Regions from separate parts of the Homo sapiens genome. Here region 2 is linked to region 1. A link is a loop called in an ENCODE intact Hi-C map of the cell type or tissue named here. Cell type or tissue: ovary. All regions are shown on one strand. Each heading gives the region's core, and the rest is flanking DNA. Links, peaks and the distances in the headings are about the cores only.

What was found. A loop is a pair of places that touch in the nucleus more often than their neighbours do. Peaks named below come from ENCODE experiments on the same cell type or tissue, not always from the same donor. Only the 100,000 strongest peaks of a DNase experiment are listed, where the experiment ranks them.
Region 2: a loop joins it to region 1, with 2.5 times the contacts of the local background. A loop is called at or near these places in 10 of 110 quality-filtered maps.

The regions. Positions count from the first base shown.
Region 1 is chr12:113,191,449-113,205,046 of GRCh38, forward strand. DRC10 (dynein regulatory complex subunit 10) reads right to left here. Exons shown (of 5, transcript NM_001330452.2): 3 at 9,132-9,365; 4 at 6,093-6,164; 5 at 3,998-4,441. The coding sequence ends at 4,127. It overlaps RITA1 (RBPJ interacting and tubulin associated 1), which reads left to right. Exons shown (of 4, transcript NM_032848.3): 4 at 1-920. The coding sequence ends at 369. Among named protein-coding and RNA genes, the nearest start is that of RITA1, 13 kb to the left of the region's middle. RefSeq lists enhancers at 44-697, 10,612-11,503, 13,182-13,251 and a silencer at 2,656-2,950. In ovary, for the core only: a CTCF peak has its summit at 5,628; a DNase peak (open chromatin) is centred at 5,673; H3K27ac peaks cover 2,444 bases.
Region 2 is chr12:113,903,114-113,919,877 of GRCh38, forward strand. It overlaps RBM19 (RNA binding motif protein 19), which reads right to left. Exons shown (of 24, transcript NM_016196.4): 20 at 15,279-15,334; 21 at 11,856-11,972. Among named protein-coding and RNA genes, the nearest start is that of RBM19, 55 kb to the right of the region's middle. RefSeq lists an enhancer at 7,291-7,791. In ovary, for the core only: a CTCF peak has its summit at 9,792 (motif pointing left); a DNase peak (open chromatin) is centred at 9,783.

The sequences.
Region 1 (13,598 bases), core at 2,394-10,393:
CCCAGGGGTAGCCACTCGCCCCGCCCCAGGGAGGCACCACTGCGAGCCATTCACCCAGCTGGTCCCTCCAAGACAGAGCCGGGGCCAGCGGCAGACTCCCAGAAGTTATCTATGGGTGGGTTACACTCTTCACGCCCCCTGAAGCGGGGACTTTCCCATTCCCTCACCCACCTGAATGTCCCCAGCACTGGTCATCCAGCCACCAGTGCCCCCCACACAAATGGGCCTCAGGATCTCAGGCCTTCCACGTCAGGGGTGACCTTCCGGAGCCCCCTGGTGACTTCCAGGGCTCGCTCAGTTAGCATTTCAGTGCCATCTACCCCACGACGAGGTGGGGCCACCCAGAAACCAAAGCCCCCTTGGAAATGATACTCTTTCATCAGGGTTGCCTATGGGGCCACGGCGACAGGTATGGCCCCTTGCCAGGGTAGGAGGACATTCATCACCCAGGGAACCCCAGGTATTAAAGAAGCCCCTGTGGGGGCAGACAGACATAGCAGGGGTGGGCAGTGCCTCCCTTTATCCTGACAATCTCTAGTCGATTCTTGCCTTTTTCTCCCGATTGCGGATTTGGGGGCCACCTCTAAGATGCCTCTCTCCAGCCCTGTCTCAACCATACTCCAAATTAGTGCCAACCCAGGGGCCTGGCACCTCCCACATCATCCATTGTCTTGCTGCCAAGTGCGAATAAACGGCGTGATTGCCAACCTGGAGGGTCCCCTCTTATCCCTTCAAGCCAAGCTTCCTGCTCAGGATTAGTTTCCAGCTAAGTCTGCAAGCCCTAGAGGAGTTTTTCCAGGCTGTCTGTGAAGCCTGGGGAACACAACGGCAACTGGGAGATTTGTGAGTGAACACTGTTTCATCTTAATATGCTTCTGAATTTATTTTCATGTACTAAATAGATCAGCTCATCAAAGCCATGAATGTCACTTTTTTTCCCCCTCAGGGTAAAGGCCATTGTTAGGCCTGAGTTGATTTAAATAACAAAGTTAAATACAACAGATAGTACAAGGATGTGGCAGGCAACATGACAGCGGTGAGTGGGTAACTGAAGTTTGGGAATCTGGGGCTTCGGGAAGCGCTGGACTCTTCCTCCCGTCGGCTTCTGGCTAATGCCACTAACTTGTGGTTGGCCGGCTCTTCCTTAGCTCAGAGTACAGACAATAGTATTTTTTTAGTTTTGTTTTTAAGTTTGTTTGTGTGTGTGTGTGTGTGTGTGTGTGTGTGTTAAGGTGGGAAATAAAACACAATGGCTAGGACTTTGCCAAGTGGAGGGTCCAAGAAAGCCAGACAGTGACATGTGTGTCTGCAGAGCACTTAGGATGCAGCCCAGGACTTAGGAAAAGCAACAAAGCCTTTGCGCAGATGGAATTGCACCCAGATTGGGCAGTGTGGGCTGGGCTCTGGGCCTCTCCTTGCCCCCGTCTTCCTGTAAGGCACCTCCAGGAGGCACCAGGATTTTAGGGAGTCCAGTTGGAAGCCACATCATCTGGTTGGTACGTCTGCCTTGGGGCAGGGAAGAGTGGACACTGCTGGGGAGGGAGACCTGCAGTGCCCAGGACCAGTGACACACAGAAACACCTGTGGGGTCAGGCAGGCCAGCTGTGCTCTCATGCAAACATGCTTTGTTTTTTGTTTGTTTGTTTGTATGTTTGTTTGTTTTTGGTGTTTCTTTTTTTTGTTTTGTTTTGTTTTTTAAGACACGGGGCCTCGTTTCCTTGCCCACCCTGGAGTGCAGTGGTGCGATCATAGCTCACTGCTGACTTGACCTCCCGGCTCAAGCCATCCTCCCCCTCAGCCTCCTGAGTGGCGGGGACTACATGCATGCACCACCATGCCTGGCTAACTTCTTTTAAAAATTTTTTTGGACTGGGCGCGGTGGTTCATGCCTGTAATCCCAGCACTTTAGGAGGCCGAGGCGGGCGGATCACGAGGTCAGGAGATCGAGACCATCCTGGCTAACACAGTGAAACCCTGTCTCTACTAAAAATACAAAAAATTAGCCGGGCGCGGTGGCAGGCGCCTGTAGTCCCAGCTACATGGGAGGCTGAGGCAGGAGAATGGCGTGAACCCAGGAGGCGGAGCTTGCAGTGAGCCGAGATCGTGCCACTGCACTCCAGCCTGGGCAACAGAGCGAGACTCTGTCTCAAAAAAAAAAAAAAAAATTTATAGAGAGGGATTTCATTCCTTCCAGTAAGAAACAAGAAAAAAAGGGAAAAAAAAGAGACATGAGTCTCACTATGTTGTACAGGCTGGTCTCAAACTCCTGGCCTGAAGTGATCCTCCCGCTTCAGCCTCCCAAAGTGCTGAGATTACAGGTGTGAGCCACCTCGCCCAGCTGCAATGTGCATTTTAAACATATAGAATGTTTAAGCTTCCTGGAACTTTCACTAACAATTAGTTACTCACGCCCACCTCAGTTTTTCCTGAAACATCCATCTCTCTTTTGCCTTCCCATCTTCCCCTTTGTTTCCACAGACATAGGCCAGAAATAACCTCTCTTTCCTGGCTGGGCATGGTGACTCATGCCTGTAATCCCAGCACTTTGGGAGGCCAAGGTGGGTGGATCACTTGAGGTTAGGAGCTTGAGACTAGCCTGGTAAACATGGCAAAACGCTGTTTCTACTAAAAATACAAAAATTAGCCAGGCATGATGGCGCATGCCTGTAATCCCAGCTACTCGGGAGGCTGAGGCAGGAGAATCGCTTGAAACTGGGAGGCAGAGGCAGTAGTAAGCTGAGATCCAACCAGTGCACTGCAGCCTGAGCAACAGAGCAAGACTCTGTCTAAAAAAAAAAAAAACAAACCTCTTTCCTCCTCCCAACTACAGTAAAATCTGGCAGTAGCCCAAGGTGACACTAAAGGGCAACGGACACCAGGCTGTGGTGTATGTAAGGCAGTTGGGGGTGGTGAGGATGGGGGCGACTTACTTTACCATCTAATGGGGGCTGCTGCTGCTGAGCCCTAGGAGATATGCAGACCTGGGATATCTGGATGATTAGATTTTTTTCCAGAAAAGGGAGAGTGTTGGATTTCTACATGGTAGCCCTCAGTTTTTTAAATGCTGACAAATAATTTAAAGATAATTGTTCAGGCCGGGGGTGATGGCTCATGCCCGTAATCCCAGCACTTTGGGGGGCCCAGGCAGGAGGATCGCTTGAGGCCAGGAGTTCAAGACCAGCCTGGGCAACATAGTGAGACCCTGTCTCTACCTACCCTTTTTTTTTTTTTTTTTTTTTTTTGAGACAGGGTCTTCCTGTGTCACTCAGGCTGGAGTGCAGTGGCACAATCTCAGCTCGCTGCAATCTCGACCCTCCCAGACTCCAGTGATCCTCCTACCTCAGCCTCCCAAGTAGCTGGGACTACTGCCGTGTGCCACCATGCCTGGCTAATTTTTTAATTTTTTGTAGAGACAAAAAATAAAACATGGGGTTTTGCCATGTTTCCCAAGCTGGTCTCAAACTCCTGAGCTCAAGTGATCTGCCTGCCTCAGCCTCCCAAAGTGCTGCGATTAGAGGTGTGAGTAACCACTCCTGGCCTAAAAATTTTTTACTTTAAAAAAAAAAAGTTGTTTTAAATAATTGTTCAGCTCCCTGGAATGTGAGGCTGAGGGCTGCTGTGACCTCAGGACTCCCTCTGAGCTTTCACAGTGCTAGAGCAGGGGAAGTTGCAAGCAAATTAATCCCAGAACAGGGTTAGGGGCAGCCTGAAACCTGAGGCCCCGCTCCTCCTGGAGTTCCCTGCCTGCTTCTTTGCCCCCTATGGGCAGCTGTGACCCACACCCCGCTGCCCTGGTGAGTGATGTGTCCATCATGGCCATGGCAGCTTCCGGGCTGCAGCTGGGGTCTGGTTTCCCACTAAGGCTGAAGTAAGGAACCATAATCTCTGGGCTGACACCCCAGGCTGCACGCTCCTCATGGAAACACCATCTGTGAGCTGGACACACACAGCCCACAGCCCTGGGTAAAGAGATTTATTCGTAGAGCGTTCCCTTCAATGTGGCTTCAAATACTTTTTAATTTATTAAATAAAAACATGAAAGCCGTGAATTTAGTGCTCTCCATCTCGGGCCTTCCTGGCCTGGTCTCTGGGAAGATAAGGGTCAGGAGCGGGCTGGGTGGAGAGCTCATTTCTTGCCCTTGCCCTTCTCCTTGCCTTTCTGCTTGCCCTTCTCCTTGTCCTTTGCTTTGCCCTTGCCCCGCTTCTTCTTGGATCTGAGCAGGGAGCGCACCAGATAGCCCTTCCATAGGGCCTGGATGAGCGTGGCCGCCCGTACCATGCGCACCATCTCCTGCTCTGCCTCCATCCTTTTCTTGGAGTTGATCTCCCGCTCTTCCCGGATCTGCGCAAACTCTCCCACCAGCACTTTGTGCCTCCGCCTGAGCTCCTCCAGCGAGATCTTCTCCTCCCTGTGAACAGCGTCCAGATCCTCCAACTCCTCCTGGGGTGAGGGGTGGGGCTGGGGTCACCACACATAGAGTGCCTCCTCCCACCCTCCTCCCTGAGGCCCCCTTACCCTTCCCAAATGGTCTTCTGCCCCAGCGATGCCCCTAAGCTAAGCTGTTCAGCATCTCTCGGTCCCAGTGACATGGATGGGGAGAGGGGATGGGCTCCATCCTAGCTCTAGGAAGGACCCAACTGAAATAATTTCAGGAACAGGAAAAGAACATGGGCTTGTGAGTTGGGCAGACTTAGTTTTAAGTCCCAGCTCTGCCACACCTCAACTGACTTCACCTTTCGGGCCTTCGTTTTTCCTCATCTGAAACATGGGGACGATTCCGAAGCCAGGGGCTGTTTCTAGGATTAAATGACCCGATGGACACAATGTACTGGACATGATGCCAGGCACACAGTGGGGACACAAGAAATGGAGGCTGCTGCCATGAAAGCAGTCTGTTCCACAAGACACCAGAGGAGAAGGAACTTTCTCAGGCCTCAAACGGAGTCCCAGAGTTCTTCCTTATGTCTAACCATAGCCTCTCCTGCTGTCATTTACACCCGTTTTCCTTCCTTCCACTGATGTTTTCCCAGCATCTACAAAAAGCAGAGCACTGCCAGAGGACACAGAGCTGGGTGGACAAAGTCCCTGCCCGCAACCAACCCACAACCCTCATGGGACCCAGAGAAATGAGAGCCCCCGCCTGCAAAGCTCCCCTCTCCAGGCCCTGATGGTTGCCCAGGACAAGGTTCTGACTTGCCCTTCTCTGAAGAGCACACCTGGCTTTGGCTCACTCCAGCGCATATTACCTCCAGTGCTCTCCAGTGCTCCCCAGTCCTCCCTGGCCCCTGGGTTGGAGCCATGGGCCACCAATGTTATCCCAGTGCTGGGTGAAGGGTTTGGGCGTGTCTCGATTTGAAGGTTACCACCCCCTGAGCACTTCCCTCCAGGCCAGACCCTGTGCTGGGCACACACACTTGCAGCCATGGTGTCTCACCGAATCCCCGCCATGGTCCCAAAATGGGAATTACTGCCTTTGCTAATCAGATGCAGAAACGGGCTTGGGAAGGTCAAGTACCTTGCTTAAGGCCACACAGCTGGCACATCTCAGGTGCTCAATAAAAACTGGCTGAGTGACTGAGTGATGCAGTGGAGGCAGGCTCCCATCTGAGTCTGTGGGAAGGAGCCCCACCTTGTAGGGGTGCTGGCAGGAGCCCATCCAGAGGAGTATGGGATGTGGACACTAGATGGAGCCATGATCATTAGGCCCAGTGTCAGAGTGTCAGGCCCTTCTAGCCAGTCGCTTTTTTTTTTTTTTTTTTTTTAAATTAATAGAGATGGAGTCTTGCTCTGTTGCCCAGGCCGGTCTTGAATTACTGAGCTCAAGCGATCCTCCCACCTCAGCCTCCCAACGTGCTGGGATTACAGGCATGAGCCACAGCACCTGGCCTTGCAGCTTCTGGCTCTTTTCTTTCCCACCTCTCACTCTGCCCCAGGCTGGACAAACCCTTTAAACAAAGGGAAGTGCTCCCTGCAGAGAGGCTCAGAAGTTTGCCCACTCCATGGACCATCCCAAGGCTACTTTTCCCATTCATCCCATTCCTAGAAGGTCTTGGGAAAAGCATGCGAGAGAGACTTATTCAGCGACAAATACCTGCTTCTCACCCATCTCTGTATCATATTTCTGGATCCAGTTCTCGATTTCCGTTTCCACTTTATATTTCTTCTAGAAAAGATCCAATTTGTCATTGTTTGATGGAATATATTAACAATCAACAGCACTGAGCACTCTCTGCATCACTAGGCTCTGGCAGGTGCTTGACATGCCTCGCCTATTGAACAAGGAGGTTCCCTTTTCTCCATTTCACAGGGGAGAGAACTGAGGCTCAGACATGCTATCTTACTTGCCCAAGGTGACAGAGCTAATGGGTGGCAGAGCCTGAATTTGATGCCAGCAGCCTGGTTCCAGGACATCCTAGGCAGAGAAAGCAGCAGGTGCAAAGGCCCTGAGGTAGGAACAAGCTTGTGCTGTTTAAAGGACAGAAATCAGCCTGGCGTGGTGGCTTACGCCTGTAATCCCAGCGCTTTGGGAGGCTGAGGCAGGCGGGTCACTTGAGGCCAGGAGTTTGAGACCAGCCTGGCCAACATGCCAAAACCCCATCTCTACTAAAGATACAAAAATTAGCCAGGCATGGTGATGCACACCTGTAATCTCAGCTACTCAGGAGGCTGAGGCAGGAGAATCACTTGAACCCAGGAGGCAGAGTTTGCAGTGAGCTGAGATCATGCCACCACACTCCAGCCTGGGTGACAGAGCAAGACTGTCTCAAAAAATAAAAATTAAAAAAAAAATTAAAGGACAGAAATCAAGCCAGTGTGACTGGAAGGGAGTGGCGAGGAGGAAAGTGGTCCCCAACAAGGTCCAAGGAAAAGGCTGTGTCACAGAGGGAGTGTCAGCAAGAGGAGGCTGTATTCTCAGGAAAGGGTGAGGTGAAGCCACTGGGTGATTTAGATGCAGTGGAGGGACATGATCTAATCTTGTTTTTAAAAGATTATTTCCACCATAAAAAGCAGTGAAGCACTGATCCATGCTACAACATGGGTGAACCTTGAAAACACAGTGCTAAGTAAAACATGCCAGACACAACGGCCACAGAAGATTCCATTCATATGAAGTGTCTAGAATAGGTGAATCCACAGAGACAGAAAGCACATTAGTGATTGCCAGGGACAGGGGGAATAAGGGAATGGGGAGTAACTTCTTAATGGATATGGAGTTTTATTTTGAGGTGATAATGTTTTGGAACTAGATAGAAGTGGTGGAAGTGGGGGTGGCACAACATCGTGAATATACTAAATGCCACTGAATTGCTCATTTTAAAATGGTTTTATGTTATGTAAGTTTCACCTAAATTAAAAATAAGCAGGCTGGGCCAGTGGCTCATCCCAACCATTTGGGAGGCCACGGTGGGAATGGGAGAATTGCTTGAGGCCACAAGTTCTAGATCAGCCTGGGCAACAGAGCAAAACCCTGTCTCCACAAAAAATGATACTTTTTTTTTTTCTTTTGAGATGGAGTTTCGCTCTGTCACCCAGGCTGGAGTGCAGTGGTGTGATCTCGGTTCACCGCAACCCCCGCCTCCTGAGTTCAAGCAATTCTCATGCCTCAGCCTCCCAAGTAGCTGGGATTACAGGTGCATGCCACCACGCCCGGCTAATTTTGTATTTTTAGTAGAGACAGGGTTTCACCACATTGGCCAGGCTGGTCTCGAACTCCTGACCTCAGGAGATCCGTCTGCCTCAGCCTCCCAAAGTGCTGGGATTACAGGCGTGAGCCACTGCTCCCAGCCAATAATAATAATTTGTAATTAGCCAGACGTGGTGACATGCCCCAGCGACCCATGAGGGCTGAGATGGGAGGATCACTTGAGCCCAGGAGTTGGAGGCTGAAGTGAGCTATGATCACGCCACTGCACTCTGGCATGGGTGACAGAGTGAGACCCTGTCTCAAACATAAATAAATAAATAAATAAATAAATAAACCCCCTAATCCTACAGAGCAAGAGCCCTTAGCTTGGGCACCATGGGTAGGCCGGCTTCAGGGGGACTGGGCTCCCCAGGGAACTGTCCACTAGGATGTGTAAGTGCATCTGTGCCTTCTTTCTGGGGGAGAGGCCCGTGGCTTCCATCAGATGCTCAAGAGTGTGACACTAAGAGACTGGAGACAAGTATTAAAAAGGGTGCCTTTTACAAGGAAAGAGATTTGGAAGTTGGGTGTGTGCTAGGCCTGGGTCTTGGCTGAGATGATGAAGGAGAAGGCAAATGAAGGTTTTGGGTTTTTTTTTTTAAGAGGCAAGGTTTCACTCTGTTGACCTGGCTGGAATGCAGTGGCACAGTTATAGTTCACTGCAGCCTCCAAACTCCTGGGCTAAAGTGATCCTCCTGCCTCAGCCTCCCAAGTAGCTGGGACTATAGGCACACATCACAGCGCCTGACTAATTTATCTTTTATTCTTTGTACAGACAGGGTCTTGCTGTTGCCCAGGCTGGAGTGCAGTGGTGCAATCACAGCTCACTGCAGCCTCCGCCTCCTGGGTTCAAGCGATCCTCCCACCTCAGCCTCCCAAAGTGTTGGGATTACAGGCATGAGCCACCTTACCCGGTCAGAAATGATATTTATTGAACACTTACTATGCACCAGCTCTCTCACTACCATCTCATGTAATTCTCATGTAACAACCATTAAGACCAATGTTAGCATTTTCATTTCTGAGGTGTGAAATCGGCAGCTGGGCAGGAGTTGAGTAATTAGCCTGAGCTTTACATGCTACTTCTTCATTCCTTTGCAGGGCACCCAGCCTCTGACGATGTGGGTATTATCCCTGTGGGGTCTCAGGAGTTGAGGAACTTGCCCAAGGTCACAAAGCTGGCATGCAGCAATGCTGGGACAGGATCCCAGTTTGTCCCCTGTCCCCAGGCCTGTGTGCTGCCCCTTCCTGCCTCCCAGGAGACACTGGCTTGGATTTGGGCCTTCCCTGCTCCTGTGCCCTTCCCCTCCACCAAGCCACTTCCTGAGTAGCTGGTGCAGTCCTGCCCTGCCCAACACTGCTGGACCTCCAGGAGTGATGGAACAGTCCCACCCATCCCCCCCACCAGGGGCCCCCTCGGCCCATCCTCGCTGCTTCCCGGGGCACCTTCCTCAGCGCCTGCTCTGCCTCCCGGTTCTCCATGACCAGGTTGTAAAACTGTGACTGCAGCTGCAGGATCTCCTGCTGGATCTTGGCCACCCTGGCCTGTGATGCCCGGAAATCGGCCTTCTGCTGCTTCTCAGCCTCCTGCTTAGTGCGAACGAGGCTGTTCTCTGAGAACTTGAGCACCTGGTGCAGGTGGTTTTTCAGTTCTTGGATCACAAAGTTCTCCTTTTCCACCTAAGCCAGGAAGAGAAAGGGCTCCGTTAATACCTCCATGCCCAGCCGGGCACAGTGGCTCACGCCTGTAATCCCAACACTTAGGGAGGCTGAGGTGGGTGGGTCACCTGAGGTCAGGAGTTTGAGACCAGCCTGGCTAACATGATGAAATCCCGTCTCTTCTAAAAATACAAAAATTAGCTGGGTGTGGTGGTGCATGCCTGTAATCCCAGCTACTCGGGAGGCTGAGGCAGGAGAATCACTTGAATACAGGAAGTAGAGATTGCAGTGAGCGGAGATATCATACCACTGCACTTTTACTTGGGTGACAGAGTGAGATTCCATCTCAAAAAAAAAAGCAACTCTCCATATCCACTGACAGTCACCAGAGGCTGGCACCACTGCATCCTCCCTCAGGGCCAGGCATGCCACCTGGGTTATATCTCTCTAATCACACCCCCAACCCCACAATGGAGGTCAGGGACAGCCTGATTACAGACAAGACAACTGAGGCTCAAGGAGGTGGCTTCATCTGTCTGGGGTTGCCCAGCTGAACTGGGGCCTGAAGCCAGGTTTGTCTGACCTTGAGCCCACGTTCTTGGCCACCACTTTCTATTTCCTTGCACGAGTGAAGGGTACAAGCTTGTTGGATTGAGGCCACAGGGGAGGACTGGGACAGCGGCGATGCTCCTCCTGGGGACACAGCAGGGGAGGCCCAGCTGGCAGAGACACTTAGTGGGGTGCATGAAGGTGTGCGATGAACACAGGCTGCAGGGATTGCCACCGGGCTCTTTCTTGAGGGCCCATGTCTGGCTTGTCCCCTGCCTTGGGTGGATTCTAGAACAGGAATGGGGGTGGAGGATGAGACAGTTTTGTAAAGAAGCTCTCAAGGCTTCTCACTACACTAGAGTCTCCCTCTGAGCACAGCGGTGCTATGGCTGCTCACGCCACCATCTTGGGCTTGGGTCAGCTGGCAGCAGGCCCGCCGGGCATCTGCTCACTTCCTGCACACTGGGGGCAGGGAGGCAGTGCCTTTGGGGCAAGCCCATCCTGCAGGCAAGGCTTTAGGCACCAGGCGCTGGGAATATGATCGGCAGTCAGAGCTCTCCCTGTAGACTCCCCACACGTGCCTGATTGGTGTCTCCCCTCACTGTACACTGAGGTTCAATGACATGAAATTTGCCCACCTGGCAAAAATGGCATTTGAGCCCAGGTCAGTCCAAGGTGAAGCCCCAAGCTGGTTCTAGCACCTGAATGAGACCAGCAGGGCCACCTGTGTCCCTCTGCCTATTCCTAGATGATGCCCCTCCCACCTTACTAGTAACCTCCCTGCCCGAGGGCTCAGCAGCTGGTCCTCTGTCCACTCAACAAGTATACATCATGCCCCTCTTTTGGACAGGCTCACTGGGGACACAGTGGCAGGCTGAAAGAGACAAGGTCCCCCTTTTCTTGTGGAGGAGCCAGACCCCTCAAGACCACACAAATCACACACACATATGTTATCCACAAAGTCAGGTGAATGTTATCCACAAAGTCAGGTGAATGCTTTAAAGGACAAATTCAGTGAGAAGTGCCCAACCCAGCACCAGGGAGGGGGCTGTGAATAGTTTCCCAGGGCCTTGAACCTTTCATCAGTGGTGGGGGATAGAAACAGAAGGGCCTGTGGCAGTGCAGCCTGGCTACCCCCATGTCTGCTCTCCCCAGAGAGGCTGTGGGGTAGAATGTGGAGCATAACACAGCCCCAGTGACGGGTGGTCGGTCCTTCCTAGCACTTCTCTCTGCTGGGTGTGGCTACAAGATATGCATGGAAGTTCTGTGTGCCACCTCCACACGTGTCCTTAAGGGGCAGAACCAAGCCCTCTCCTCCCCTTTCCTCCTTCCTGCTGGCTAGACTGGGGGCCACATGATGGGGAAAGCTGGAGCAGCCATCTTGGCCCACAAGCAGAAGTCCCATGTTGGGGACAGCAGGGAAGTCACATAGAAGAAACCAGACCTCTGACAAGTTGGGGAGCAGAGATGCCACACCAGCTCCGGTGTTTCCACTACAGAGAAATACACTGCCATCTTGACTAAGCCACAGCTATTTTGGGTGTCTCTGTTATAGCAGCCAAATCTGTACTCATACACCATCTCACAGGGTTTTTGTAAAGATTTAGAGAGAAAATGTATGTTAAACTAAATACACTGTATGTGTGCAATATGACAATTATTATTAGGGTTTGGGATCATGCTACTGTTTCCCTTTTTTTTTTGAGACAGGGTCTTGCTCTGCAGCCAGGCTGGAGTACAGTGGTGCGATCTCAGCTCCCTGCAACCTCTGCCTTCTGGGCGCAAGTGATCCTCCCACCTCAGCTTCCTGAGTAGCTGGGACTACAGGTGCATACCACCACGCCCAGCTAATTTTGTCTTTTACGTAGAGACAGGGTTTTGCCGTGTTGCCCAGGCTGGTCTCAAACTCCTGAGCTCAAGTGATCCACCTGCCTTGGCCTCCCAAAGTGTTGGGATTACAGGCGTGAGCCACCACACCGCCATTTCCCTTCTTAACAATTCTTCTAACTGGTGTGGTATGCCTATAATCCTAGCTACTCAGGAGGCTGAGGCTGGAGGATCCCTTGAAGCTAGGAGTTTAAGACCAGCCTGGGTAACAGAGTAAGACCCCTCCCCTCCCCTCCCCACCCCTTCCCTTCCCTTCCCTTTCATTGAGACAGAGTCTCACTCTGTCGCACAGGCTGGAGTATGATGGTGCAATCTAGGCTCACTGCAATCTCCACTTCCTGGGTTCAAGCAATTCTTGTGCCTCAGCCTCCCGAGTAGCTGAGATTATAGGTGCACGCCACCACACCCAGCTAATTTTTATATTATGAGTAGAGATGGGGTTTCACCATGTTGGTCAGGCTGGTCTCGAACTCCTGACCTTAGGTGATCTGCCTGCCTCAGCCTCCCAAAGTGCTGGGATTACAGGCATGAGCCACTGTGCCCAGCTAATTTTTTTTTTTTTTTTTTTTTTTTTGTAGAGATGGGGTTTCACCCTGTTGCCCAGGCTGGTCTTGAACTCTTGACCTCAAGTGATCCATCTGCCTTGGCTTCCCAAAGTGCTGGGATTATAGGTGTGAGCCACTACTTCCAGCCAGACACCCCATCTCTAAAAAAAGAAAAAAAATTAATTAGGCAGGCATGGTGGCATGTGCCTGTAGTCACAGCTACTTGGGAGGCTGAGGCAGGGAGATTGCTTGAGCCCAGGAGTTCGAAACCAGCCTGGGCAACATAGCGAGACCCTGTCTCTACAAAAATGTAAAAAATTAGCCAAGAGTGGTGGCGCATGCCTGTAGTTTCAGCTACTCAAAAGGCTAAGGCAGGAGAATCGCCCAGGAGGTCAAGGCCGCAGTGAGCTATGAACGTGCCAATGCACTCAAGCCTGGGTGACAGAGCAAGATCTTGTCTCTAAAACTAAAAACTTCTAGAAACCAAATTCCTTGATTAGGCCTCAAAGGCCCTGTGTGATCTGTCTCCTTCCCCTGCTTTCCCAGCCCATCTTTGTCCCTTCCCTCTAGCTCACTGGCATTCTCTGGGTTTCTGAACTAGCCAGGCTTATTCTTGTCTCATTACTGAGGTGCACTCTACCCTCCACCTGGAACAGGGGTTGGCAAACTATGGCCCACAGGCCGAATCCAGCCAGCCACTTGTATTTGTAAGTAAAGTTTTGTTGGAACACAGCCCATTCATTTACATATTGTTTGTGGCTGCTTTTCCCCTATAACAGCAAAGCTGAGTTGAGTAATTGCAACAGACCATCTGGCCCACAAAGCCTAATGTTTTTACTATCTGGCCCTTTGTAGAAAAAGTTGGGGCCAGGTGCGGTGGCTCACACATGTAATTCCAGCACTTTGGGAGGCTGAGGTGGGAGGTGGGAGGATCACTTGAGACCAGGAATTCAAGAACAGCCTGGCCAAAATGGCAAAACTCTGTCTCTACTAAAAGATACAAAAATTAGCCAGGCGTGGTGGCACATGCCTGTAATCCCAGCTACTCAGGAGGCTGAGGCACAAGAATCACTTGAACCTGGGAGGTGAAGGCTGCAGTAAGCTGAGATCATGCCATTATACTCCAGCTTGGGCATAGAGTAAGACTGTCTCAAAAAAAAAAAAATAGTTCGCTGATCCCTAGCTTGGAAGGTTCTTCCTCACTGCACTTGCCTGGTTCACGCCCTCGCATTCTTCATATCTTGGCTTCAATGTCCCTGACCTTTTGGTGTTA
Region 2 (16,764 bases), core at 5,159-13,158, 710 kb after region 1:
TGCCTAGTCATCCCTCGGTATCCACAGGGGATGGGTTCCAGGACCCTCATGGGTACCAAAATCCAAGGATGCTCAAGTCCCTTCTGCATTATTTTCGATCTGTGGTTGGTGGAATCTGTGGGTGCAGAATCTGTGGATGTGGAACCCACAGATACAGAATCATAGGATACGTGGCCTTTCGTGTCTGGCTTCTTTCACTCAGCATCATGTTTTCAAATCCACGTTATCAGTAGTCCATTCCTATTTATGGCCGAATAACATTCCATTGTATGAATACACCCCATTTTGTTTATCCACTCATCAGCTGACAGACATCTGTTTTTGTGTGAACGTGAGTTGTCATTTCTCTGTTGTTGATGCCCAAGAGTGCAATCACTGGGTCATAGAGAAAGTGCACGTTTTACTTTGTAAGAAACTGCCCACACTTGGAATTTCCCAGAGCAGCTGTACCATTTTTGGCTCCCATGAGCAATGCATAAACAATCCAGTTTCTCTGCATCATTGTCAGCATTTTGTGTCACCACTATTTTTTATTTTAGCCATCCTGACCGTTACATGTATATTCATTTGTTTGTACCCTCAGCAGAAATCTGATTTTCGGTAACATTTGCTGTGAGTCAGAGCCCTGAATATTCCTCTTGGGCATTCCTTTTGTAGGCTGGCCAACCCTATATCAGATCTTCTATCTTGATATAATCTGGGTAGTTCCTGTCTCTCCCTCCTAAAATAAGAGGACATACTTACTCACTTTACCCGTTAAAAGACAGATTTAAGATGTGGTCATGCCATAGAGGAGTTGAGACCTCTGGGATCCGGACCATGGGATTCTGTTGAGCTACATCCCACAGCTGGTTAATGTGAACCCTGGAGTCCACTAAGAACTCAAGATCTTTTTTTTGAAATAAAAAGATATGAGGCAAGGACTCCTACATTCTGTCTTGGGGCCATTCCCTTAGTGGAACTGATTCCCTGGCATTTTGTAGTCACTGCCTGGTACCTGTGCTCATCTTCCAGGTGGCTCATCACTTCCTTAGACTGTGGTTATTCTGAGGGTAGGAGGTAGAGCACTGAGCTCCCAATAAGCACGTGGTTATTTGTGGACTGCCCTTGATAAGCACAGTGGACAGTAAAACCTCAGGGGTGATGCTTGCTGAAGATAGGCATGTTGTAAGGGCTCAGCAGATATGTTGCTGAATGGGCACATGAAAGAGTTAAAAAAAACTCTTTCCCTTGAATTCATAATAGGAAAGACAGCACAGGAAGAGTATCTGTGAGTGCAAATACGGCTTTGCCACTTGTGCAGGGTTTTATAGCTGGGAAGCCATCTGACTTGTGCGCTTCAGTTCCCCAGGCTTCTTGGCGGGGGAATGAATGAAATCCTGAGCACAAAAGCACTTCAGGCCCCGGCAGGCCCTTGGGTAAGGTGCTGTGCAGACATCGGGAGGTATCGTTAATGGTGCCTTGCTCACATAGGCAGAGAATGCAGCAGCGAGGACCATCAATACTCAAATGCTGGTGCTGAGGCTGACATGCATGGATCCCAACAGGAATGCTCACAGAAGCCCCCAAACACACATAGACACACGGCCAGATGGGTTGAGGCACACAACCTTGGCATCACGACTGTGGCCAGTGGTTATTTGTGCTGTATGACAGGTGAGGAGAGGATGTGTGTGTGTGGAGCGGGGCTGTGAGGGATGCACATTCCACCAAGATGGCAGCTCTCTCAGACTTTCCCGTCCCCGAATGTGGCCAATCATCCAGCTAGCTGCTTAGGACCTAAATATAGGTGTCATCTGCAATCCCTCTCTCTGCCATAGTCCTCACCAAAGCCACCATCAAACATATTCCCAAACTGACCTGGCATCCCACTTCCGTGGCTGACGCCTGGTCCAAGCCGCAGTCAGCTATGGCCCAGGTGAAGCAAAAACCCCCTCTTGGGTCTCCTCACACCTGCTAGTCCCCCTGAGAGACTTTTCTCCTTACAAGATCTTTTACAAATGTAAGTCAAGAAAGCCCAAAGACCTGAAGTGCTAATGGCCAACCCCAGCCAGGCAATCACGAGAAAGAACAAAGCCACTGGATATCAAGTCTATTACAAAGCCTTGGTAATTAACACAGGTTGGTATTGGCATGGGGGCAGACAAATAGACCCGGGGAGCAGATTAGAGTCAGAAGCAGACCCTCACACACAGTCACCTGATCTATGACAAAATCAATGCTGCAGAGGGAGGGGAAAGAATGGTCTTTGCAATAAATGATATTGGGCCAATTGAATATCCAAGTGGAAAAAAAATGCTCCTTGGTCTGCACCTCACGCCATATACAAAAATCAATGCCAGATGGATTGCATACCTTGATGTGAAGGGTCAAAGAGAAGCCTTTCCTTTTAGAGAAAAATATAGGTGGCCACCTTCATGAGCTCAGAGGAGGCAAGGATCTCTTAGCAGACACAAAAAGTTATAACCAGGAAGGAGAAAGAATGACAGTGACAATATCTAAGTGAAGAGCCTCTGTTCATCAAAGGATACCACCAAGAAGGTGAAAGCAACCCACAGAATGGGAGACACTGCAATCACACAGTCCAGAATACAGAAAGTTAAATAAAAAGTAATTAGAAAATTGAAAAGAAAAATAAATTTAAAAATCATACAAGCCAGTTTTTAAAAAGTGGGCAAAAGACTTGAACAGACATCCCACAAGAGACAATAGATATCCAAATGGCTCATAAACATAGGAGAAAATATTTGACTTCCTGAACTATCAGGGAAGCACAGATTAGAACCATAATACAGTAATACCACTGTAGCCATTATCCACCTACCAGAATGGCTAAGGAAAAGACAGACAACACCAAGTGTGGACGAGGATGAGGCGCACCAGAACACCATAAACTGACCGTGGAAGGAAGCGCAAACTGATACAACCACTTTGGAAACCTGCCTGGAAATAAATATCTACTAAAGCTGAGATATGCATACCCTGTGGCCCTGCAATTCCATACCTACACATACACTCTACAGGGACACATGCATGTGGATGCCAAAGAAATGCTCACAGGAGCAGTATTTGAAATAGCCCAAACCCTGCCAACTACCCAAATGCTCATTGGTAAAATGGGTAAGTATATTGCAACATATTCACACAATGGAATTCTAGATGGTCACAACAATGAATGGATTACAACTGCAACATAGCAAGTGCGGATCCCAGAAATAGAATGATGATCAAAGAAGCCAGACACAAATGAGAATATATGTTCCAGTTCCATTTACAGAAAGTACAAAAACAGGCAACACTAATATATGTTTTTCGAAGTTAAGAGAGTGGCTGCTCTTGGTGGGGGGCAGGTAGTGACTGGCAGGAGGCGCTGGGCAGGGGCTAGCTGGAAATGCTCTGCCTCTTGAGCCAGGTGCTGGTTACACAGTGGTGCTGAATTTGTGACCACCTGCCATACTGTCCGCTTAGGATCTGTGCACTTTTCTGCACGCATGCTAGCTGGCAATCACACGGGGCAAGGCTGGTCCTGCCTCGTCGGGGCTCGGCATTTACTGTCTCTGGATCTGCACGTGCTCACTCCTTCACAACCCAGGTCTCCACGCAAATGTCCCCTGCTTGGAGGAGCCTTACCTAACTGCCCAGTCTAAGATTCCCTGTACTGGATGTCTCCCAAATGATGTGTACTTGAAACCTGTAATGTGACCTTACTTAGAAATAGGACCTCTACAGATGTGATCAAGATCAGATGGGGTCATATGGATTAGTGTGGGTCCTCGATGCAATGCCCGGTGTCCTTATCGGGAGAAGGCACAGAAGGAAGAACGCCAGAGACGACAGAGGCAGAGACGGGACTGACACAGCCCCATGCCAAGCAATAGCAGGGATTGGCAGCAGCTTCCAGGAGCGGGAGGAAGCGAGGAAGGATCCCCCCTGCAGCCTTCGGAGGCAGCATGGCCCTGCCCACACCTTGAACTGGGACTTCTGGCTTCTGGAACTGTGAGAATACATGTCTGCTGTTTAAGACCCCCATTGTGGCATGTTGTCATGGCAGCCACAGAAACTGGTACTGGTCTTATTCTCATCCCTCCTAACTCTTGCTTTAACTGTCTTCAGAACGCTCATGCCACCATGTCACGGAATTTATTTGTTCATTTGTTTACTGCCCCTACTGCCAACCACCATTAGAACATAAGAGCCACGAGGGCAGGAACTTTGCCTTGTTCACAGCCACCTTCCCAGTGCCGAGCAATGCACCTGGTACAGAGAGAGGCTCCATCAACGCCAGAGGAATGCCAGGGGAATAAATCTGCATCTCCCGTGGTGCAGAGGAGACAGGAGGCACCCCATGCACACTGAAGGAATGAAAGCACGCATTCATTCCGTCCTTTCAAACCACAGCAAAGTAGGAAGAGTGGGAATATCCTGATAGGAAAACAGGGCAGAGTGGGGAAATGACCCGGTCCTCGCGGCCAGCCCTCCGAGGGGGTCAACAGGACTTAGCTTTATTTGTAACCCCTGTATGTTTTATAAGGGGAGGAAAAAAATACCTTATCTGTGTAACTGAAACTAGAAGGCCACAAACCCCGTTTTCTGACTTCAGGTTCCCAGTGCTCTGTGAGGACGTGCCAAATCCCCACTTAGGCCTTGTGTTTAACTGAGTCCAGGGGTTGGCAAACTTTTCCCAGCCAGGGCCAGAGCATCGATATTTGGAAATACCTCATCAAGGTAGGATGAGGTCATATGGATGAGGTTGCAAGCTCTTAACTCTGCTGCGGAAGCCCCAAAGCACCAGGCAATAATGAGCAAGCATAGCTGGAGTTGGTCAGTGGTCAGTGGCTGTGATGCCCCCTGACCTAGGGCCTCTCTGGGGAAGTGGATTTGGGAGGAGACGACCTGTGCAGAGGAGAGACACCTGGGGTCAGCCTCATCCTCCTCACCCATCCCTTTGAGAACTTGGCTAAGGGTTTTCTCCCACCCCACACACCTCACTCAACCCATCCTGCCTGGCTGGCTCTCAGGAGCTGCCTGAGCCTGATTTTTGCAGAGTTTCTTCAGGGAAAGCCTGGAGAATGGGAAGTCTTCCCCCATCCTGCTCTGTGTCTCTGCCCTAGCAGATGAAAGGGCTCAAAGGGCTGGAAGCTTTTGGAAAAGTACTGCTGACAACCAGGAGTCAATCGGGCAGTGACCCCATGCCTGTGTGGGGGAGACAAGGGAGGTGTGTGTGGGGAGCATGAGTGAGCAAGCTGTCCTCGGCCCTCCTTCCACTGTCACGGCCACTGCAAGAGGAAATGAGAAGGCCAGGAGGCCAGGGATGGACAGACGTTGCCCACAAAGCAGGCACAACAGGTGTGGGGTGGACAGGAGATGCAAGCCTTGTAATTAAGATCTCCAGACACCTGTTGTGAACTCTCGCCCATTCACACCCTAGCAGGTGGTTCACACCTCAAGGAAGAAAATAGCAAAAAAAAAAAAAAAAAAAAAAAAAAAAAAGATGCTGAGATAAAAGGAGAAAAGTAGCTCTCCATCTGCCAGCCTGCAATTGCTGCCTGCTCTCACCAGACATCCCTGACCCATGGCAGGAGTTCCAGGGCGATAAGTGAAGCTCTGGAGGGAGAGCTGGTTGTGCTGGTCTGTGTGACCAGCCTCAGAGCTGTGTGACCTGGGGCAGACTGCTGAACCTCTCTGTGCCTTACACTTCGCGTTTCTACCAGGATTGTATTGAGACAGGCTTCACATAGTGGGTATGCACTCCACAAACATTATCACAGCACCAGCTATGTAGCAGGCACCTGTGGACATGACAGTGAGCCAGTCAGAGTGTCCCAGCTTATATTCGGGGGTTGGGGGTCAGTACACTAAGCAACCACATGGAGCAGTTCCAAGGGGAGCTGAGGCAGCTGGGGTGCAATGGTAACGGGACTGCAGGACCGCAGGACAGGCTGAGCTACCCTGGACAGGGGTCAGGAGTTAGTCAGTGGAAGAGTGTGCTGGCGTGTGCTGAAGGCCTCATTTTATTCTATTTTTTTAGAGAGAAGGTCTCACTCTGTTGCACAGGCTGGGGTGCAGTGGCCTGATTATAGCTCACTGCAAACTCAGACTCCCAGACTCAAACAATTTTCCTGCCTCAGCCTCCTGAGTAACTGGGACTATAGGAGTGCCACACAGTTCAGCTAATTTTTGTATTTGTTGTAGAGATGGGGTCTTGCTATGTTGTCCAGCATAGTCTCGAACTCCTAGCTTCAAAGGATCCTCCTGCTTTGGCCTCCCAAAGTGCGGGAACAGACTTTTAGCATTTGCTACCCTGGTGATGGCCATGCGGGCGATTTTCTCTCAGGGGCCAAGCTCAAGGAAAAGCTAATTGCCCAAAGCCCCAACCAAGAAGGTAACTCTCTCACAAATGTCCACCTGACTCCAATGGCTGGAAGGCAACGTGAACCACCTGTCGGTAAAAAGGAAGGGAGGGAGCGGTGAAGGAAGAAAGCGAAATCGGGTCTTGACTGTGAACCTGTGGATGTCAGCTTCCCACAGAGAAGACAGCGGAAGCTCACAGGTGGAAAGTGAGCCGGGGGACTCTGGAGTACTGTGTATATGGACAGGCTAAGCGTGAGCCACCCAAGCCTTCCTTCTCACCTCCAGACCCACTTGACTGTCTTCCTAAACCTAACCCCAAACAGTGTTCCTGACGTGGCAGACCACCAGAAGGAAACACAGTAATAACAGCTACGCTGGCTGGGAGCTTTTCATGAGCCCGGCACTACGCTAGGCGTCTCACATACTTGACTCATCTTTTATCACCCAGCTGTCAGGCAGGGCTTTTCATCCCCATTTTACAGATGAGGAAAACTGAGGCCCGGAGAGCTAACATGACATAGCATAGGAAGGGAGAGAAGTGCATTGAATCCACAGATTTATCACCAGAACTGACTCTTCACCATGACTTGACCTGGCCTGGACTTCAGAGCTGCCTAGACATTCCCACGCCATCCTCAGAGAGGCAGGTCTGAAACGCGCTCCTTAGCAGTTTCCACAGAGGGCCTTAGTGATGATCATGACAGTGACAGACATGCTCCCATAAACACCTCCCTCCTTTAGTCAGCCTGTCCACCCACCCTCTCCCTGAGCCTTTCACCGCCTGGGCAGGGAGGCAGGGGAGGCAGACACACTCTTCATTCCCACCCTGCAGGCGAGCAAACTAAGCCTGGCCAATGGCCACTACACCCAGGCTCCAAACTTCCCGATTCTTCTACTGGTTCACAGGCAGAACTGGCTATATAGTTGGCAGGGCCTGGCGCAAAAGAAAAATCCAGGACCCCTTGTTCACACATTACTAAGAATTTCAAGATGGTGACAGCAGTGCATTTAACCAAGTGTGAGGCCAATCCTGTTTGCAGAACCTCCTTCCTGGAAGATGGGGGGTACTGCCTGCCAGAACCCAGGTGGCTCAAACAAGGCTGCCCCATGGACTATGACAGAAATGGGCAAGCCGAGGGTCCATCTAGGAATAGCACCGTTACTGTCTGTACCCTAGTTTCTTCATATAGAAGGCAGGTTTAACAACAGTCTTACCATGTTGGGCTGCTGTGTGGACGAACTGATACAAAGACTGCGTGGCACGTGGTTCACCCCATGTCCCATGCCTCCCCGATGCCTGTATTAGCCAGCTCTGTTTTTAACACCACTTCCAGCTTTTGAAATGGGGGTGGAAATAAGACCCTCTCCACCAAACGCTTGAGCTCTGCATACAGCTGCTGTGTATCAGCAGGAGAGCCCCAAGTGTAAGCTTCATTTGCATGTATACACTCAGGCCCGATCCAGGCCCTGAACTGCCTCTCTGCCCTGGGCACTTCCTGGTGGAGACAGGGAAAGAGGAAAATAAACAACATGGCAAAACACACATGTGCAACATACCTACTCCAGAGCAAACCCAGATGGGGTGGCGGTGGGGGGGGTGGGAAGCCCAGTCTCCACTTCCTTCCTTCCTTCTTTTAGATCCATACTAACCTAAGACTCTGGGCACCTGCCGGGTGAGCTGACCACTGGCCATTTCCGTCCTTGTTTGAGTGGTGGGGTGAGAAGTTTGTGTGTACATGCATACTTGCACAGTCTGGGACACCCCTATTTGTGTGTCTTCCACATTTCCTTTTGGGGGATAAAGGGGAGCTGGCTCAGCCTGTCCCTCAAGGTCCTTCCTGACTCTCTACCCCAGAACACAGACGAATGGGGCAGAAATAGAGGATTACAGGATTACAGCCTTCCTTTACAGAAGAAAAAACAAAAACAAAACAAACAAACAAAAAAACCAGGAAAACGCTGCCCAGGACCTTCAAGGCTTCAGCACTGCCGTTGTGGACCTGGGTTCTGTCTATAAACTCAGATTCAAACCCTGGGTTCAAATCCTGGCTCCACTGGTTTGGTGCTGTTGAACACCACAGTCAACATTTATTAACTACCTGTTACTCTGCCAGGGGCTGGATTAAGTGCCTCATTTGTACAATCTCATTTAATCCTTATAGTCCTTGAGGCCGATGAGCAGCGTGGTGGCCTGAGGCATCTGATGACCCAGTGGGTGGAATTTGGGCTCTGGAGCTGGTTTCTTCACTGAGAAACAGAGACATGAAACTACTTTACCGGGCCACGGTGATGAATGGGCCCCCAGAAACATGAGGCACTGCAGCGCACGGGGCCGGGGACATGAGAAAGAAATCAACACTCACACGTATTACCACAGCATCATCACAAATTAGTGTATGTTATCACTAGTGTTACTACCACTAGTTTATGCCAGGGGAAACTGAAGTCCGAAAAGAGAGCCACAGAGAAGACGAGAATCGCTGTCTGCAAATCCACTGCTGTGCCTCTCTCTGAGTTTCCAAAAGCATAATCCTTGAGTCACCCTAGACAGTGATCCCACAGAAACATGGAAATGCAGTGCCTCCTGATGCCTGTCTGGTTTAACCCAAGGCTGGTTAGTTAAGGGGCTGGAGTGTGGTGCACTGAGGCCCGAGTGGAAGGCTGGTGGCCTCCGGGAAGGGCCCCAGGCACTGCTGCCTCGGGCTAGGAGGCTGCCTTCTCTCCCCTCCAGCAGGCGGGGTAGCTTGAGGCCCTGCCCAGAGAATGCTCTCCGGAGCCCTGCACTCTCACCTGCACACCTGTCCCACTGGCTGTCCCTGTCAGTTTCCTCTCTGGTCCCCCACAGAGAGACCTGAGTCTCTCCTGAAATGGCTACATGCCTCGTGCCTAGCACAGTGCCTGGTATAAATGACACACTCGCTGTCATTTGGTCCCACTGGAATGATCTGGAGGAAGACAGTTCCTTCTAGACCCAAGAAAACAGGCAGCAGAGAGGAGTGGCTCCAAGCCGGGGCTCTGGGTTAGGCTGACTTAGATCCAAATCCCCATTCAGCGGCATGGTCCCAGGCAGGACACTCCATCTCCCTAGTTTCCATCTCCAGTTTCTGTCTGGGTGCAAAAGGAATGACAGCATCCATCCCTCGCAGGGCTGCTGTGCGGCTTAAAAGAGGTGATTCTGCACGGGAAGGCATTCAAGCTCAGAGCCCCGCACACAGCAAGCGTGTAATAAAAGGGAGTTGTGATTTTTACTACACCTGGTAGGAGAAACCCATAGAACCTGCCTGCCCAAATGGACCAGCTTGGTTCCCCGAAACCCTGAAACCTCCCCCTGGCTAATGACCTTTACCGGCCAGTGGCTTTGTCTGAAATCCTGTCTGGGGCTTCCCTGGACAATCTTGAAGTCCCTGAGAAGGCTCACAGCGACCCCTGCTGTCTGCAACGAGGAACTGCCTTACATCCCCAGCCGGAGTGAACAACAATAGCAGGTACGGCCCTCCAAGAAGGTCTTACGTTTCCAGGGTTTTAAGAAAACTCTCATCAGAACAATGGCAAGGAGAAGAGTCACCACATGTAATTATGTTCAGTGGACACTAATTCCCTGTCTTCTAAAAATAAATATAATACATGAGATCACACAAAGTGCTCTCTCTTCCCTTGTGGTCTTTTGTTTCCCCGGATAAGTGTCATCCTAAATATACTGCAGAACCAAGTGAAACTGTCATTTCAGCGGGATATTATTTCCCGATCAACATGCGCTCTTCTTAGCAAGCCCGTTTTAATCTGGCAGTTCTTAAGTTGGACTCCTTTTAAAAAGCAGAGCATGTTTAAACAAGCAGACATACCGAGAGGCTAAGGATATGTACCTTCCTGGAGGGACGACTGATCAGTCGAGGTTTAGGGAAATGGGAAACCTCCCCCCAGGTCATGACCCCATCTCGCCAGGCTATTCCTGCTGTGCAGGATACCCGGAGATCATAGCTAAGATCCTGCTTCCCAGATACTGGCAGGATTGGTCTCTGCCTCAGATCCCAGCTCACCACACACCACATCTGTTTATGAACTGAATACTAGTGTATGATTTAGAACAAACAGAGGGGAAAAGGAGGACAAAGATATCTGAAGTTCCCCACATGACTTCTTATTCTTCAAACTACAGAGTGAGAGCAAAGAAGGTAGATGCCACACAAAGATAATTGTTTCTCATCTCCAAAACACAAGGCTGATTTTGTAACCACAGATTACCTTGCAAGATGCTAACTGGCAACTCTAACAGAGGCTTCACTCTTGGACCCTTGTGCAAGTGTAGAATGAACGAACGAGACCTAGTGTCTAGAATCCTAAATGTTCACCCACGCGCAGGCCATGGTGCTGCAGGTCCCCCGAGCAGTCCTGGATCCCACCGAAGCCTCAACAATGTGTTTAGGTGAAGCTGACTTCATCTGCCTTTGCATTCTGAGAGCTAGATGGTCTCTCTATTACCCTGCCCATGCCTTGGGTGGGGGGGCCTTGGCTTCAAGCATTCCCCTTAGGCCCTGATATGAGGACGTTTCTTTCATTCATGGCTTGGTGCTGGGTGGTGCCTACCTAATCTGAAAAGCCAAACACTGTAACATGGCAGCGTAGGGATCACCAACTAGGGGCCCTGGGGCAGGCCAGACTTGTTTTGTTTTTAAAAAGTGAATTAGTTGCTGATGAATTCTCCTTAAGAATCCACATGGCTGGTTTCTCTTTCAAAACATGGGAACTGGTCTTACGAAGCCTGAGTTCCTGCATGGCATCCCAGCTGGATGACCAGAGAGAGGCCCGCCTGCTGCTCAGTCCCCACCCAGCCTGCTGCCGTTACCGGCTGGGTCCCTGCGACAGCTGCATTTTCCACCCCTGTGCAAGCAGGTGCTGACGGACTGCTTTATGTGTGCAGGTAATTCGCCTTCATTTCCATAGAGTCATTTAGGCCACTGGTCCCCAACCCCGGCTGGACATTAGGATCCCCTGGGGAGCTTTTAGCAAAACACCGATGTCTAGACCCCACTGTTGAAAAATGGAATCCAACTCTCTGGGGGTGCAGCCTCGGGAAAGGTGTATTTTAGCCATTGCCAGGTGGCTGGAATGTGTGGCTAAGGTGGAAAACCAGCACCTTAAACCAAAGGGGTAGCCTGGATGGAGGAAATTTCAAGCAGATCATGGGTAGGGCTGGGTTTTAGCCACTGGGGCCCCTGCCCCTCTTGCACGTTGTGGATGGGGACAGGGAAGCCTGCCTGCCCTTTCTCCATCTGCCTCGGAGAGGGGGAAGCCTGGCTGTTTTGACTTTTTTCCTGCACAGTGCTCTGGGGAGCCACATCTGAGATTAAGGGAGATAAATCAAAAGCAGCCAAAAGATGACCTTTGAAAGACCACTGTGCCGGCCTGCAACGGAACCATCCAGGACCCAAAGGCCATCTTCCCTGAGACTCGGGCAGGCTCCCCGCCCACACGCCAGTCCCCTGGACTAAACCTGAAGTTCTCACCTGAAGAGCTCTCGGATCTCCCGGCTGTGGGCCTGGAAGGGGATGTTCCGCACCAGGATCTTGGAGGTGGTCTGCTTTCTGGGAACTTGTTTCTTCCGAGCCAATGTCACGGCTGGCCTGGAGTGGTGGGGGGAGAGGGTCCAAGTTATTCGGAGCTTCAGCAGCTCCTGCCCAACATTGACTCCACTACGCCTCCATCAGAATATTCAGGTGATGGATTCAAGGAGTGTGCGTGGGGTGCGGGACCAACGTGAAAGGAGAGGAAGGCCGTCTCCCACCAGGTGATAGGACCCAAAACAGCTGCAGACGTCAGGGGGACACATCCGTGCTTGGGTGGCTGCTGACCTTCATTTGAGAGACTCCGGGGCCACCAGGGACTTAAGGAGCCCCGCTAAGGGTGGGGCTGGTTTCTCACCAAACCCAATCTCCATTGTGTCTTTCTCTCCAGTTGCAAAGAAAGACCCCAGTTGGTTTCCAAAGGTCTTGTGACACTTCATCAATAACCCGAGGAGGAACATGCGGGGGCCTAACCATGCAGATGGACCAGGTGGCGAGCAAGGACACTCTCAGCCCAGGTTCAAGGCCATCCCCAATGCAGTGCTACCTGGCCTGTCTCCCTGCTCTCCCAGGGAAACCTCCCACTCCACCAAAACAGGGTAGGGAAGTGAGCAAGGCTGGGAGTTAACAAGCTGGGTGTGAATGCCAAATCCGACACTTAGGATCTCTGCGATCTTGGGCAAGTAACATGGCCGCTCTGGGCCTCCATTTCTTCCACTGTAGAATGGGTGTAATGATAGGCCCACCTAATTTGATTGTTTGAAGATTTAATAAGCAGACTCAGCACTGGACCCAGAATGTGGTAAACATTCAATAAACAGCAGCTGTTATGATAATGACCATGTTAGGACTTACCTCCTTCAGGCCTGCTCCACGTCACCTCCTCACAGGCCTTCCCTGTCTCCATTAAAATGGCAGCCCCCTCACCCACAGCCCCCAGCTTCATTTCTCTTCCTGGCACTGATCCCTGTGCTAGTACATTATACATTTAATCATGTTTCTTTTCTTTTTTTTGTCTTGTCATTCTGGGGCTATGCTGTCTCATATGGCAGCCACCAGCCACATGTGGCTAGTTGAATCTAAATTAAAATGAAGCAAAACTAGGCTGGGCATGGTGGCTCACACCTGTAATCCCAACACTTTGGGAGGCTTAGGTGGATCACCTGAGGTCAGGAGTTCAAGACCAGCCTGGCCAACATAGTGAAACCCTGTCTCTACTGAAAATACAAAAATTAGCCAGGTGTGGTGGCAGGCGCCTGTAATCCCAGTTACTTGGGAGGCTGAGGCACGAGAATTGCTTGAACCCAGGAGGCGGAGGTTGCAGTGAGCTAAGATCACACCACTGCAGTCCAGCCTGGGTGACAGGGTGAGACTCCGTCTCAAAAAAATAGAAGCAGCAAAACTACAAATTCACTTCCTCGGTTGCTGGGGTATCAGGCTCCAAGATGGTGCCCAGTGATTCCTGGCTCTTGGTGTTCATGCCCTGGGTAATCCCTTCCCATGCTGTATCAGGGCAGGTCTGGGTGACAAGCAGCATACAGCAGAGGGATGGTGTGTGAATTCTAAGACTAGGTTGTAGAAGACATTGTGGCCTCCTTCTTCCCCATTCTTGGATCACTCACTCTGGAGAGACCCGCTGCCATGCCATGGGGACACTCAAGCGGTCCCAGAAAGAGATCCCCAAGGTGAGGAACTGAGGACCCCTGCCAGCAGCCATGTGAGTGTATCATCTTAATGACAGATCTACCAGCCCCAGCTGAGCCTTCAGATGACTGCTGCCCTAGCCGACATCCTGACTGTAACCTCATGAGAGACCCTGAGCCAGAATTCCCAGCTAAGCTGCTCCTGAATTCCTGACCCATGAAACTATGAGATAATGTTTTCTTTTCAGCCTTTAAGTTCTGGGATACTTTGTGATGCAGCAATAGATAGCTAAAACAGTTGCACTTGCCATATCTCAAGAGCTAAATAGCCATGTGTGGCAATTGACTACCATATTGGACAGAAGAGATGTGGAACATTTCCATTGCTGCAGAAGCTTCTATGGAACAGCACTGCCCTAGGGTGTAAACTCCCAAGGAAACACTATCCCCCATGCCTAGAAGGAGGATGTGGTACACAGTGGGCTTGCTGTAATTTTTTCTTGAGTAAAACAATGGTTCCATGAACACTGGCTAGGAAGTGAGACCTTGCAAGGCTGAATTCAGGCTGGCTCTCTGGAGATAGGGTACTGGAAAGAAACTGCTGGCTCAGTGCTCATGGGCACTGCAAGTGCTGGATGCTTAACACACAACCTCTACTTAGCACGTTTCACTTCAGAGGCAAAGTCACCCATGCAAGGTCACAGAGCTCCTGAATTAGAAACTACAGGTGTGGGGCTCAAAGCCTGAGCTCCTTCTGTTATACTGGCAGCTCAGGAACCCCCACTAGACTTCTGAGGGCCTCTGTACCAAGCCATCTTCCCTCCAAGGATGCTTAACATAGCACAGACCACAATGGGTGAAAAACACCAGAGCTGGCCCAAGCTGGACTCACAGGAAGCATTAACAACAAAGAAAGAAGGAAAAAGAAAGGTCAATTCGCTGGAAGCTAATTTGCCGGATGACCACAACAAATTACCAACTTGTTGAAAACTACCAAATAAATATCTGAAACCAGCTCTAGGGCTGTTAGAGGCATTCATTTTATCACCCGATGCAAGTAGATGATAATGACAATAATGGCTTACGCTGGGCACCTGTTATGTGCCGGACACTGTTGGAGGCACGTCGGGTGTAATAGTTCATTTAGATATACAAGCAGGTAGAAATGGAGGTGCAAAGATAAATCTCCAAACAATCCCCCTACTTCAGTATACTGGTCATTGGGCAAATTGGTCTGCCTCCATCTCTAACACCTACGGAATCTCTTTCCCATTAACTGGAGGCCATCGTAGGCACTGCCATTCAGCTCTAAGAAAGCACGTCCCATAAAGCTGAATGTCTAGGTTTTACAGCTTCTTCTGGTTCATCCACAGCACCAGCAACCTCCAGCTCTTCCTTGGTTTATTTATCCCAAGATGAGTGTTGTTTGCCTGTTTCTCCTGCACTTGTTCCTTTTCTTATTAAAAAAAAAAAGAAAAAAAAAAGCCCCTGTGCATTAAACATTCACCCAAAGGACTAACACTGTTGTAGTTCACTGGGAAAATCAGGGTCGGACTTGGTAAATGCCAACATAATTAGGCATCTTAATTAGGAAGAGTCCTAAATGGTAAAGGGATAGGTGGAAAGGACATTGAAGGGTTGTGAGACAGCCTCCAGGGTGGCCGGCACCAAGCACAGGAAGCCCCAGCTCGTAGGAAAGGAAATGAGGACACTGAAGACTCACTTAGTGGCTCGTTCCGAGATCCTCACTTCCAGCTTGTGGCCGTCCACGACGTGACCCTAAGAGAGAAGACAACATGGCTCATCTCTCTGTCCCGAGAAATACTCACCCGAATCCTTGCCCTTCACCAGAGCAGAGCCCTGGCTCGCAGATGGGAGCCTGATTGTTCCCCGGGGAGTGGGGCTAGCTGGTCTAGAGGACAGAGGATGGTTTTTCCCTGAAATGGCTCACACCGTGCCCAGGCAGCAGCTGGTGGTCAGAGACTCAGCCCTTGGACGCTCTCTTAAGCCACAGGTAGGCCTTGACCTAGATGTCATTCAAGGGACACGGAATTTTCCATTGTTTATAAGCATGTTCAGGCAAAGTAAGGCCCTTAGGTCTGGCTTGCAGAGAGAGTTGGGTTTAGTTTGTATGTTCCTGAAAAATATTCTAAATCCTAGTGGAGTTGCATCTAAAGCTAGGTTCTAACATTGGTCCCTCAAGGCAGAACTGGTGTATTAGCAAAATTACCCTTGAAAATCCCTTAAATCTCCCATAAAATACAGCACACAGAGCTTCGTAGGAACAATTCTTGGAGGCAATATTCACATATGCATGCACACAATGATGTCCAGAACATAATACAGTACACGTGCAAAGTGAAATTTCATAGAATCTTATATCGCGTGAAAGAGAAACACGGACCACTGAACCTGCAGAGCCAATTTTAAGTTAAATGAGTACACAGCCCCTGACCAGGAAGGGCCTAGGATGTGGGGCATTATGAAGGGAACAGAGGATACCTTCTCAAGCTACTAACACCTACTGCATCTGCTTCACTTTAGCTGAAGGCCATCCTAGGCACCATGCATCAGGATGCATCATCTAATGCAAAGCCACAGAGCTTCTGGATTAGAACTTAGGCTGAGCATGGTGGCTCACGCCTGTAATCCCAGCACTTTGGGAGGCTAAGGCGGGCGGATCACGGGGTCAGGAGATCGAGACCATCCTGGCTAACACGGTGAAACCCCGTCTCTACTAAAAATACGAAAAATTAGCCGGGCTTGGTGGCGGGCGCCTGTAGTCCCAGCTACTCTGGAAGCTGAGGCAGGAGAATGGCGTGAACCTGGGAGGCGGAGCTTGCAGTGAGCCGAGATCGCGCCACTGCACTCCAGCCTGGGCGACAGAGTGAGACTCCGTCTCAAGAAAAAAGAAGAACTTATAGCTGGTGCAAAATTTGCCCTTTGGGATGGTGCCAATCCCAGGCTGTTTTGCTCTCCACAGCCCTAACTCCCCTCCTGCTAGAGAGTATCAATCTGTCCTTGTACTTAGGATCCAGCAGGAAGGCATATCTCCCTTCTCTGTCTGAATAGGATGTTGAGTCTCTGTCCAAACAGCTTTCGGTTCAGCCCTGTTCTCCCCACCTTCTCCCCAACTGGCCAAGCCTGGATGACTCAAGGGTCTCCTACCTGCCCCCTGCCCCCAGCCATCGTCCCCTCTCCACACCAGC